Regions from separate parts of the Homo sapiens genome. Here all the other regions are linked to region 1. The links are chromatin contacts, found by Hi-C or POLR2A ChIA-PET in ENCODE. All regions are on one chromosome and are shown on one strand. The core of a region is the stretch at or near the end of the contact, and the rest is flanking DNA. Distances in the headings are between cores, read along the strand shown. Region 1 holds the start of SEC24B (SEC24 homolog B, COPII component). Region 2 holds the start of LEF1-AS1 (LEF1 antisense RNA 1). Region 3 overlaps ENPEP (glutamyl aminopeptidase).

The links. Hi-C counts contacts between places; a loop is a spot of excess contacts on that map. ChIA-PET counts read pairs that join two places held with the same protein, here RNA polymerase II (POLR2A). Pooled maps may share reads with other maps.
Region 2: a pooled map shows a loop between it and region 1 (4-fold over the local background). The contact joins the promoter of LEF1-AS1 here to the promoter of SEC24B in region 1. A Hi-C loop is called at or near these places in 4 of 50 pooled maps.
Region 3: a loop to region 1 is called in a map of endothelial cell of umbilical vein, with 9 times the contacts of the local background. The contact joins the enhancer-like site here to the promoter of SEC24B in region 1. A Hi-C loop is called at or near these places in 2 of 168 maps with a recorded cell type or tissue (endometrial microvascular endothelial cells and endothelial cell of umbilical vein). POLR2A ChIA-PET finds 5 or more read pairs at or near these places in 1 of 52 experiments (GM12878).

Annotation. Positions count from the first base shown.
Region 1 is chr4:109,431,628-109,435,445 of GRCh38, reverse strand. SEC24B (SEC24 homolog B, COPII component) reads right to left here and starts at 1,631. Exons shown (of 24, transcript NM_006323.5): 1 at 1,444-1,631. The coding sequence starts at 1,576. It overlaps SEC24B-AS1 (SEC24B antisense RNA 1), which reads left to right and starts at 1,629. Exons shown (of 3, transcript NR_039978.1): 1 at 1,629-1,712; 2 at 3,700-3,754. RefSeq lists enhancers at 652-801, 878-1,737 and silencers at 619-913, 1,292-1,561, 1,612-2,001.
Region 2 is chr4:108,165,597-108,169,414 of GRCh38, reverse strand. LEF1-AS1 (LEF1 antisense RNA 1) reads right to left here and starts at 1,890. Exons shown (of 3, transcript NR_029374.1): 1 at 1,582-1,890. LEF1 (lymphoid enhancer binding factor 1) reads left to right here and starts at 483. Exons shown (of 12, transcript NM_016269.5): 1 at 483-1,860. The coding sequence starts at 1,648. LOC124900752 reads right to left here and starts at 1,476. Exons shown (of 2, transcript XM_047416528.1): 1 at 513-1,476; 2 at 1-305. The coding sequence starts at 915. RefSeq lists silencers at 484-533, 2,290-2,529 and enhancers at 794-883, 1,911-2,412.
Region 3 is chr4:110,539,215-110,543,032 of GRCh38, reverse strand. It overlaps ENPEP (glutamyl aminopeptidase), which reads right to left. Exons shown (of 20, transcript NM_001977.4): 12 at 146-282; 13 at 1-18. Among named protein-coding and RNA genes, the nearest start is that of ENPEP, 65 kb to the right of the region's middle. Within about 2 kb of position 1,817, at least 4 of the 41 ENCODE cell types and tissues checked have a DNase peak (open chromatin) inside an H3K27ac peak, as active enhancers do; they include endothelial cell of umbilical vein, where a contact is called at or near this core.

The sequences.
Region 1 (3,818 bases), core at 382-2,881:
GGCTCTTTTACTAAATTATCGTGTTCTAGTTCCTTCATAAAGCTATTTTAAAAACAAACAAAAACAAGAACTTATATTAAGGTTACAAGAACAAACACTGCTCACAAATAGTATTTTTACATTTGTTCAGAACAGGTTTATATCCAAAAGCGATTATAGTAAACAATGACTACTGAGAGTACAGCATGTAATACTGATAGGTAAGGCTGATCCAAAGAATATTAAGGCTAAAGTATCACTCAACTTCTGATCCTCAGGACAAACGATACACTTCATGTTTGAAAAGCATCAGTTGTAAAACTTAGATGTTGATTAAACTAATTCATAAAGTCCAGCAGATTTTCATTAGGAAATTAGATAAAACAGGTCAATCATCTGGAGAGTACTAATGCAGTTTGGTTCTCGTACCAACACAGGACAGAGGTATTTTTCTAAATTCAGTCAATTACTTTCCAAGGTTCTCATCTGACATACTAAGAAGTCTGTAAGGAGAATTCCTCCACCCTTGGCCCCTATCCGCGAACATTCCAAATCTCAGCATTAGGGAATGCATATCCATCATTTTGCAGCCTACTAAAAGCCCACGACCTTAATATGAAAGCGGCTTTCGTGCTGCATTTGGCTGCTGCCTGTATGAAGGCCCTGCCTCAAAGCAGGGCCAACTCTGGCACGTTTTTTCATCTCTGAAAGTGGAGCTAGGAAAAACACCCAGATCTAAAGATGTTCGTTTAAATCCGTTTACATCTGCTCCCTTTCAAACACTACAAGCAAACTCCAAAAGCTTGAGCAGCAGCCGCAGCGGCAATGACAGTTCTTGAGGCCGAACTGGGTCAGGGTTACAGTTACACTTATATAGCATATTTACACCCTTTTGTCTACAAACTTGAGTGCAAACTTAAGTTTCCTCAAGGCAGCGTGTTCGCTGGGCCTCGGGAACCGAAGCAATTTTCCTGAGACAGGAAGGGCACAATCCACCCTGCTGGGTGGCTGCACCAGCCTTCTCCGGACCACGCACTCAGCGGCCTCGGCTTCTGGCCAGCTCTCGCAGCCAAGGGGTCGCTCGGGGCAACTCGCCCGCGTCCAGGCTAGGTAACTGGGTTTTACTACGTGGGCTCCCAGCTTTTCAGTCGCCCCTACTCGCCCGAGGCCGTTTCGGGCCTGGGGTCGCATTACATAAACAGCCACGGCCCCAGCTTTCCCAGGCCGGCCCCCGCCCCCACGCCAGGGGCGTCCCACCCCCGCGCGCCCCGCGCCGTGCCTTCCCTGCCCCCTACCCGCACCCAACCCGGACCCCGCGGCCTCCGCACCGCGCCCGCTCCCGTCCCTCGGGCCGGGCCTGGCCCCGAACGCCCTTCCCGGCCCGGCCCGCCCCGCCCCGATGTGGCCGTGCAGGCCGCCCAGCCGGTGCTAGGCCCCGCGCTCCGCCCGGGCCGCCCGCCTCACCGTTCTGCTGGTGCGGCGCCGGGCCCGCACCCGGGCCCGCGGGCGCTGCGGCTCCTGAGACGGCCGCTCCGCCGAACTTGGGCGGGATCCGGGCGCTGGCGGCCGGGTGAGAGGACCCGGCGGGGGCCGACATGACGGCGCTGGTGGCGACGGCGGCTCCGCTTCAGGGAGGTGGGCGGAGGGAAGGGAAGGCGGGGCCGGAGAGGAGAGAGGAAGAGGAAGGAACGCGCCTGGCGTCACTGAGGGTGTCACCCGGGACCGCGGCTCAGGTACCCAAGCTTCTCCGCGAGTCCAGCGCTGCCACTCGGCGGCCGCCGCGGGCGCGGGGATCCTGGGTCGCTCCGCCTTGACCCACGCGCCCCACGCCCCGGGACTTACACCTGGGGTCGCTCCCCGCACGCGCGGGCCTCGCGCCGGTGCCGCCGCAGCGCCCCCTGCAGGCCGGAGCCGAGCTGGCCCAGGCCTGAGTCTGGCCCGGGGTTCCGTGGCCCCAGTGCCGGCCCCGCGGCTGCTGCTCCGGCCCGGCCAGGTGCCTTCGTGTTGAGGCGAAAGGACTGGGCCTCAGTGGGTGAAGGGACCGGGTGGCCCGCTTCCACCTAGGGCAGAGGCTGGATCGGCCGCGGCGAGGCTGGGCCCAGCATTACTGGGAGGGGAACTTGAGAGCCGCGGGTTGATGTTCGGAGCTCAGGCGACGACTGACCACCCACCCTTCCTCGAAGAGGAACAATGGCTTGGGTTTGGTTTTTAATTTTTGATTCCCCCACCTCCCCTTTCTTGATTCCAAAGGAAATATAGCATTCAAGCGCCATGTCTGTTGGGAATATATAATTCCTTGGCAAAGAAAGAGGAAACATTTCTCTGATAAACACAAGAATCTCAGTAAGAATTGCATTATTGAGAACTTTTCCCACTGATAAAGTAGGGAAGAGGAAGGGGAAAATAGGGTAAGGGAATGCTGGAAGACAAACTTTAAACTTTATCTCCTTTTTTTTTTTTTTTTTTGTCGATTGTTGGTGCATCCTGTTGGTGTTCCGAGAAGTTGTGGCTCAGCTTGCTTTGTCTACATTAGTGGAATCTTTAAGTCTTTCTGGTCTGTCTCAGCATACTCACTGGCAGGCCCTAGACTACATTACCCAAGTCATTTTGCCGTCTTGGAATCCTGAGTATGTCATCACTCTGTATTGGAGATGAGATTGCTCAGAAACACTGAATTCAGAATGGGATCTAGCAAGATGGTATTTCTGGAGCAATAAGTCATTTACTGAATGATTATGCAAAGCATAAATTGCATTGTAGTCCTAGAATAATACAAAGCTTCCCTTTAGTTGTTGCCGTAAATTAATAACTGGCATTTTAATGCACTAAATGAATTTTAGTAGTTAGATTTATATCTTTGACTTCTAGGAATTTCAACTACATTAGAGTTCATATACACAAAAGGGGCAAGCCCTTTTCCACAGCATTTCCAGCTTCTCCACAGAAACCTAGCCCCACATGAGCAAAAGATCACACTCTGTGCTTCATCAAAGAGATTACACAATTACAGATTCCAGCATCTCCCAGGAGTCCTTTGAATTTGGATTAAGGTCTATAATTACGTGGGTAAGGGAATAACTAGGTAATTGGCTTTCTGCACCTGGAATGTATTCTCCTGGGTATAAGAGGCTCCTTTTAATCAGAAGTATATGGGATGAAAGTGAACCCTGTCTCTTAAGGGGAGACTCCTTAAGAGGAGGATTGGGGCCCTGTGTTTTAATAGATCTTCTCCACAATCTTTAATACCTAAGCTCCTTCCCCTTGTCCACTAATTTGCTGTAGAATTTTTCTAGCATGTTTATGATGGTGTTCAGGGCACACTACCCCAAAATATAACACCTTGGCATATTGAATGTTTTAAGCTGATGGAATTTGAGAAATGGCAGGTGTGAGGACTCTGACCTTCCCATGAAGCAGGTCATAAGACCCTCATGTGAGAGATGCCCTCTCTATACCTGGAGAAAAGAAGCAGTCTTATTTGTGAAGACAGAGAGACGCCAAGAGGAATCTAAATGAATAGGCCTTGGTAGGTTTCCCCCAGTTTACTGCCCTTAGCCCATCTTTTTGTCTTATCACAGTTTTCCATAACAGTCTACTCTTCATCAAGCTTGGTATAAAACGCTCAGGTTTCTTCAGGTCTTCGTTTCCTTATGAAGGCTCTGGTGCCATGTAAAACTTACATTAAATATCATACATTCATATGCCTTTCTTTTGTTACAGGAACCCCAGACGCACGGGCCTTGTGCTGTCGCTGCCGTGGCACCCCTTCTAGAAGGTAGATATTTTTCCTCCTGACAAACACTACAACCTTTATGAAAATATTTCACTCTTTTGCTTTA
Region 2 (3,818 bases), core at 641-3,140, 1.3 Mb after region 1:
TTCATCTTCCTCCCTCTGCCAGAGCCAGGGAGGGAGAGTGGGAGGCGTCAAGGAGGTAGGGGAGAGACTGGCAGAGGAAAAGGAGTGGGTGGGTGGGGGCCAAGTAAATAGATACTTAGATGATGAAGTCAAGCCACTGCGGCAATGTTTCTTGTCAGTTTCACGCGGGCAAAGCGTGCCTTTCGGTGGGTTATAAGCAGCGCCCGGTCCTTCCTTCTCTCGCCAAGTTGCCTGATCCTTCCCTCCAGGCGCGCGCGCACACACCACACTCACACACCCCAAAACCAAGACTCGTCCTACAGGATCTGGGAAAAGAAAAAGAAAAAAAAGCCCTCAATCACCACCTCCTTCTCGCCGACTCCCCCTCACCCCCCGCCTCCCCTCCAGCGGGCAGCCAAGGAGAGCTAGAGGCGGGGGAGGGGAGAGGGAGGAGAAGCGACGCAAGTGGGTAGCTTTTCAGCGCCGGCGAGGCGCGGGAGGAGGAGAAGCAGTGGGGAGGCGCAGCCGCTCACCTGCGGGGCAGGGCGCGGAGGAGGGACCCGGGCTGCGCGCTCTCGGGCCGAGGAACCAGGACGCGCCCGGAGCCTCGCACGCGGCCAAGCTCGGGGCGTCCCCTCCCCTCGGCCGGGCGAACTCAAGGGGCGCAGCTCTTTGCTTTGACAGAGCTGGCCGGCGGAGGCGTGCAGAGCGGCGAGCCGGCGAGCCAGGCTGAGAAACTCGAGCCGGGAACAAAGAGGGGTCGGACTGAGTGTGTGTGTCGGCTCGAGCTCCGGGCAGAGGCATTTGGGCCCGAGGCCCCCGCTGTGACTCCCCGAGACTCCGCAGTGCCCTCCACTGCGGAGTCCCCGCGCTTGCCGGCAAAAACTTTATTCTTGGCAAACTTCTCTTTCTCTTCCCCTCCTCCTCGGCCCCCATCTTCTGCTCCTCCTCCTTCTCTAGCAGATTAAATGAGCCTCGAGAAGAAAAACCGAAGCGAAAGGGAAGAAAATAAGAAGATCTAAAACGGACATCTCCAGCGTGGGTGGCTCCTTTTTCTTTTTCTTTTTTTCCCACCCTTCAGGAAGTGGACGTTTCGTTATCTTCTGATCCTTGCACCTTCTTTTGGGGCAAACGGGGCCCTTCTGCCCAGATCCCCTCTCTTTTCTCGGAAAACAAACTACTAAGTCGGCATCCGGGGTAACTACAGTGGAGAGGGTTTCCGCGGAGACGCGCCGCCGGACCCTCCTCTGCACTTTGGGGAGGCGTGCTCCCTCCAGAACCGGCGTTCTCCGCGCGCAAATCCCGGCGACGCGGGGTCGCGGGGTGGCCGCCGGGGCAGCCTCGTCTAGCGCGCGCCGCGCAGACGCCCCCGGAGTCGCCAGCTACCGCAGCCCTCGCCGCCCAGTGCCCTTCGGCCTCGGGGGCGGGCGCCTGCGTCGGTCTCCGCGAAGCGGGAAAGCGCGGCGGCCGCCGGGATTCGGGCGCCGCGGCAGCTGCTCCGGCTGCCGGCCGGCGGCCCCGCGCTCGCCCGCCCCGCTTCCGCCCGCTGTCCTGCTGCACGAACCCTTCCAACTCTCCTTTCCTCCCCCACCCTTGAGTTACCCCTCTGTCTTTCCTGCTGTTGCGCGGGTGCTCCCACAGCGGAGCGGAGATTACAGAGCCGCCGGGATGCCCCAACTCTCCGGAGGAGGTGGCGGCGGCGGGGGGGACCCGGAACTCTGCGCCACGGACGAGATGATCCCCTTCAAGGACGAGGGCGATCCTCAGAAGGAAAAGATCTTCGCCGAGATCAGTCATCCCGAAGAGGAAGGCGATTTAGCTGACATCAAGTCTTCCTTGGTGAACGAGTCTGAAATCATCCCGGCCAGCAACGGACACGAGGTGAGCGGGCCGCTGCCCCAGTTCCGAGAGGCGTGGCGGGTCCCTGGGAAACTCAGAGAGGGAGGAAGGGAACGAAGGCGCCCGGCCGCCCGGCTGAGGGTCCCGAGTAGATCCCTCGTTTGTTTTGGGGTGTGTGCGTAGCTGGGCCCCCGGTCCGCAGTGTGTGTGTGTGTGTGTGTGTGTGTGTGTGTGTGTGTGTGTGTAGGATGGGAGGTAGAGGGGCAGGGTAACTTATTCCAAATGGATCAGTTTAGGGGGTTCGGTGGCTGAACGGTTGGTTCGCGGGCAGGAACCCACAATGTTTCGCCTTCGGTCTTTTTGTTGGGCTGAGGGGTGCCGTGCTTTAAAGCGAGTAGGGCTGAATAACGCTACTGATAAATTCTTCCGTGGGACGGAAAACAAAGTGCACACGCTATCTCTTGGTAGATGTCTCTGCAAAAGTGCGTTAAACCACCAAAGGCTTAGGTGGAGACGAGCAGAGCCACAGGCGGGAGGAAGGGGAGGCGGGCGTGGGCTGGGGCAGGCGGGGCCGTCCCTACCACCGGTGAGCCGGGCCGCGGGGAGCAGGCCGGCCGATGGGGCGCGCACCCGGGCTGCGGGGGCGGTGCGGGGTTCAGTCCCTGCGGCCCCAGCGCCTGGGCTAGCAGCTGGGAGCTGTGGGTGCGCCGAGCCGACCCACCGCAAGGGTACACCCTGGCTGTACCGCCCCCAACTCTAGTTTTCTCCAACCGCCATCACTTGGAAACAAACCCACAACTTTTATTTGGGGTTTGGGACCGGATCAGGCCTTAAATCTACGCAGAAGAAAGGCGGAGAAGCAGCGGAAGCCGGGCACTAGTCCTGCAGGGTGGAAGGCGCTTTATCGGGTCTTCTGGCCCGCTGCGGGCGATAGAGCTGGTAACCTGAGTAGAGTAAATAGAGACACGTGGGTGCTGGCTAGAGAAAGCGCGGAGCAGGGCCGCGCTGGAGGGCTGTTTGAAGCCTAGTCCAGAGCTGGTCTAGGGGGCGGATGGACCCTGATACCCGACACTCCACTGGTCACCCTTGTTCCACAACTGGGAAACCCTCTGGAGGAAATCCGGTAGAAAAGTCCTGACACCCGAATGATTTAACCAACGCCTTTTCCCTCCAAAGAAACTTGGAGGATATACCTTTTTTTCCTTAAATGGCATCTTTCTACCCCCAAAAAGAAAGTGTGTGGTTTTGAGGGCGGGGACATTTTGGGTTTTAAACAGCGCGTTTAAGAACACCTCAGATCTGCCTTCTCTATCCCAATGGCAGAGGTGAGTACGAATTTTGAAAGGCTGGGGGCCTGCGTTCAGAGAACAGAATGGTGTTCTTTACCCGTTGAATCCAGTTTGAGCGGGCTGGGGGCGGGGGTAGGGTGCACCTAACCCCGCGTAAAAGATTTGTGACTACTGTGTGCTGGGAAAAGGAGGTCAAAGGGAGGACACACGTCCAGAGAACCGAATAACATCCAAAACACAGGCTTTTTGCCAAACTCTCCTATTTGTAGAGCAGCCTCTCTTTCTACCCATTTTGCTAGTCCTGCCTTAGTCCATAAATAATTTTGCCACCCACTTCATATTCTCCACAATTTTCTGGTCCGGGTGAAGGACACTGCGTTCGAATCCGAGAGCACTCGGGTGTTAAGTGGGCATGAGGAGGCCTGAGGGTGAAGGAGTAATACCACTGATTTGCACGTGTTTGAGGCTGTCTGGGTGGATGGTGATTACCAAAACTGATATCAACTGGGCTACCTTTTAGATGTCTATAACCTGACTCTCTAATTTTCCTCCCTTTAACCACAGAATCGTTCTACTTTTGTAAGCCTGCACTCAGCCAGCCATAGTAGGTTATAAGCTCGAGTGGAGCTTCTGCTGTAACTGCGCTCAGGGCAGTTGCCTTAAGACCGCATCTGAGTGGTTGGCTTGTTTATGTTTAAATGCCATTTTCAG
Region 3 (3,818 bases), core at 568-3,067, 1.1 Mb before region 1:
ATCTGCTGAAGAAAATGTCTGGGAAGAGGGAGAAAGAGAGATAAAAACACAATTCTTAAGGCAAAGCATGTTGAAAAAAATTAATATCATTAAGATGCTGTTCTTAGAACAAAAATAAAAGTTTCCAACCATTGCTATCTCTTACCTTGTGGTTCAAGGAGAGCGCTGTAGCTATCGAGTCCCAAGTTGCTACTTCATAATTTACACGATAAAACCCAATATGATCTGGGTTTATTTTGAGAAAAGCATTTCCACTAGGATTAGAGGAGTTCAAAGTGATTCCTGTAGTAGTAAATAAACACTAATGAGCAACATGTTTGCATGCACTGTCAACACAGAGAAATTAGACCCAGAGGGCAAAAAGAAAATAAAAGAAAAGAAATATTAGCTCAAGGAGGCAGGTTTGATTTGGATCCAAAACCCAAAGCCTAATTTTTACTTAGTTGTCTAACTTTAGAATACCACTATAATGAGTGAGCTAAAAAAGAAATAAGTAATATAAATAATTATACTGTAATTTATGATGGATAGTTTTTACTGGCAGAAGCTTGTCAAATGGGCGAAATAATTTCGTGCTGGTCAATCCATCAATAAAAGAAAACAGTGCCTCGAGACAGAGAAGTCCATGCCTTCAGGGGTAGTCCATAGATCCCTAATCATAATGGATTGATTACACAAACAATATTCACCAGGGCAGCCTGGGGAGGGGATACAAATGTAAATACTCAAAATAATACTTTGTTTATTAAAATCAACATTGAAGTTGATGGAAATGGCTATCACTAAGCAGGATAATACATTGATAATCAGCAACACTTTTAAAATGTTACTGTATCAAGAAGACCTGCAATAGAATTGAGATCTGAATGAAACGTTCTTGATTTTGTAATCGACTTCACACTTGTTCTTCCAATTTATTTATCTTTGTAAAGCCGTCTACTTCCTATTTCAGTTGGTTACAACAATACTTTTCCATCAATGGATTTATCAAATTAGCATTCTTTCTAAAACAACATCCATATATATGTGAGGCTCTATTGTATAGATTTTAGAAGCCCAAGGCTGAAGGAGCAGAGACTTATGTTTTAGGTAAAAGATATGTACTTAAAATAATAGCTATGCTTTGATATAACCATGTTCGTTAGCGTTACTCCTATATTTTTCAGTTCATACATCATACACTCTTTTGTTTACATGAACAATATACAATTTAAATAATGGTATAGGAACATAGTATAGTTGAGAAGTTTCAAATATTTTAAGGTACCAACAATGTAGGTTGTGATATTGAAAAATAGGAGATGATGCTGGAAATAAAAGCCTGGCCTCCAGTATGAAGAGCCACATGCCATGTTAAGAATCCATCTTATGAGAGGGGAAAAGAGTTTTAAGCAGAAAAATAGCATGCTCAAGTCTATTTTCTGGAAAGATTTCAATAGTGGTATGGGAGATATTTTGGAGGCGATTCTAGCGACAAGAAGACTAATTTAGAGTCCACTGTAGTCATGTAGGGCAATAGAGGATGAGGGCTTACACTAATGTGGAGATGATGAAACTAGAAAGAAGTTGATGCATTCAAGAGACTTATCACAGGTAAAATCAATAAAATCCTTTTTCTGACTTGATGTGGACAGTCAGAGGAGGGGAAAATGGATTGCACAACTGGATGAATAATGGTGCTGCCAGTAGAGAATAGAGGAAGGTGAGTCAGTTTGGGAGGAAATATGATTTAAATTTTGGAAGTGTTTGCAAGGTCTGGAAGATATCCAGGACACAGTAGTTTTTCATAATATATGAGTAACCTCTCCAACAAGACAATAAGTTTCTTTAGGAACTTTCGGAGTAGGTAATTGATAAATTATAAACCCTTACCTCACTCATGTAGAATTTCTCTTTCTTTGTCATCCTCCCATGGACAAGTTGTTGAAAGGAAGCTAATCTTTTGGCATCTGTACATTTTGAATGTTTGTATCAGAAGGAGAGTTTCTTGCTAAGCATAAAGCCATATGTTACAGGAGAAAGAGCATGAACTTTTGAGTCTCACAGACCTAGGATAAAAACCTTGCTCTGTGACTTACTAGCTGTGTGACCTTGGCCAGATCACTTGACCCCTCTGTGTCCCAGTTCACCCCAAGGAAGACAGGGACAAAAATCCCTCACAGGGCTGTTGTGAAGATTAAATAAGATAACATAGGTAAAGTGTTGGTCACATAGTTATGTGCTACGTATCCAACAGATGGTAGCTATCCCCATTATAATGAAAGGGGATATGCTGCCAGTTCTATAAATAGCGAAGCAAATATAAATAACGTTGAGAAGTTCCTGGCAATCCATCTAAATACTGCCATATTTTAGTGTGCTTTATATGTACCTAGTTAAGCCTGTCTAGAGTTACTGTGATTTTTCTCACTTTATAGATGAGGAAGCTGAGATCCAGGAAGTCAGTAGTTAAGGACTTTCCAAGTTCATGCTACTTTTGGAACAGTTGTCAATAGCAAAATACTGTTCAGTTGTTTAGTTACATAATGAGTAGAACTAAAATACTCTAGTAAGATTAAAATACAGGACTAATATACTGTATGTTTCCTTCTGTTACTCCATTTACTATTTTTTTTCTGATTATAACAATAGTATGTATTCTTTATGGAGCACTTGGAAAATGCAAAAAAGTATAAAGAAGAATATAAAAATTACCCACCACAGTTAACATGTTTTTTACCTGTTGTGTGTGTGTGTGTATCTTCTATATGCACACATGCACAAACACACAACAAATATAATGGGACCCTACTGTTTTTATGATTAGCAATCCTTTTTCATTTGAAATTATATTTTAAACACCTTGCAATTTCATTTTATATATTTGGAAATCTAAGTTTAATGGACATATCATGCTGTATCAACTTAAAAATTGTTTTATTCTGTTTCTTATTAGTTCTATCTATGCCAAAAAGTATTGAATGAGTTATTTCTGAGTAGGAGCTCTTTCTAGAAAATTCTTACTTTTTTCTTTTATTATTTGCCTAGATGATAGAGAAAAGCGATAATTACCTTTTCAAAATTTCATCGAGAGCCTCTTTAATTTCAACCCTGATAGATTTCAGTAACAGAGCACAGGTAACAGTTCTTTAATGTTACTATCTATTATAAATAATTATAAAAAATTTTAGACAAGTAGACAGCTTATGATAGCCTGAGATTCCTAGAGAAAAAAACATTTTTCTTAGGTGATGATATGAATGCTGTGTTGCACTAATCCTTTAAGTGAATTATTTTTCAATGTAAAATTACAGAGTTTACCTCTTATTAAATTTTGTGTATCATTTGATAGTAAAAGAGCTGAGGCCGGGCACGGTGACTCACACTTGTAATCCCAGCACTTTGGGAGGCCAAGATAGGAGGACTGCTTGAGACCAGTTTGAGACCAGCCTGGTCAACATAGCAAGACCCCCATCTCAATTTATTTAAGAAAGCAAAAAAAACAACTGAAAGACACGAGTAATGCTTTTTAACTAATGACATGCAAAATATATTTGAAGAGCTAAAAGTTTCAAGTAGAATGCATTATTAGACTTTGGGGTCATAGAAGAAAATTTTAATTTCTGAAACTAAAGCTAACATGATCCATAATAAAATGGATTGGTTATCCATTTATGGTAATGCTTTCAACAAATTACCCATTCAAGAAAGTATTAGTCATTGTTTTAGTAATAATTACAGGGTCCATTCTAAATCTCAGCAAGTGGCCTAGAGAATCTGCCTGTAAAGAAAGGTGTACAAGCATACCTTACTTTATTGCGCTAGAGAGAAGTCACTTT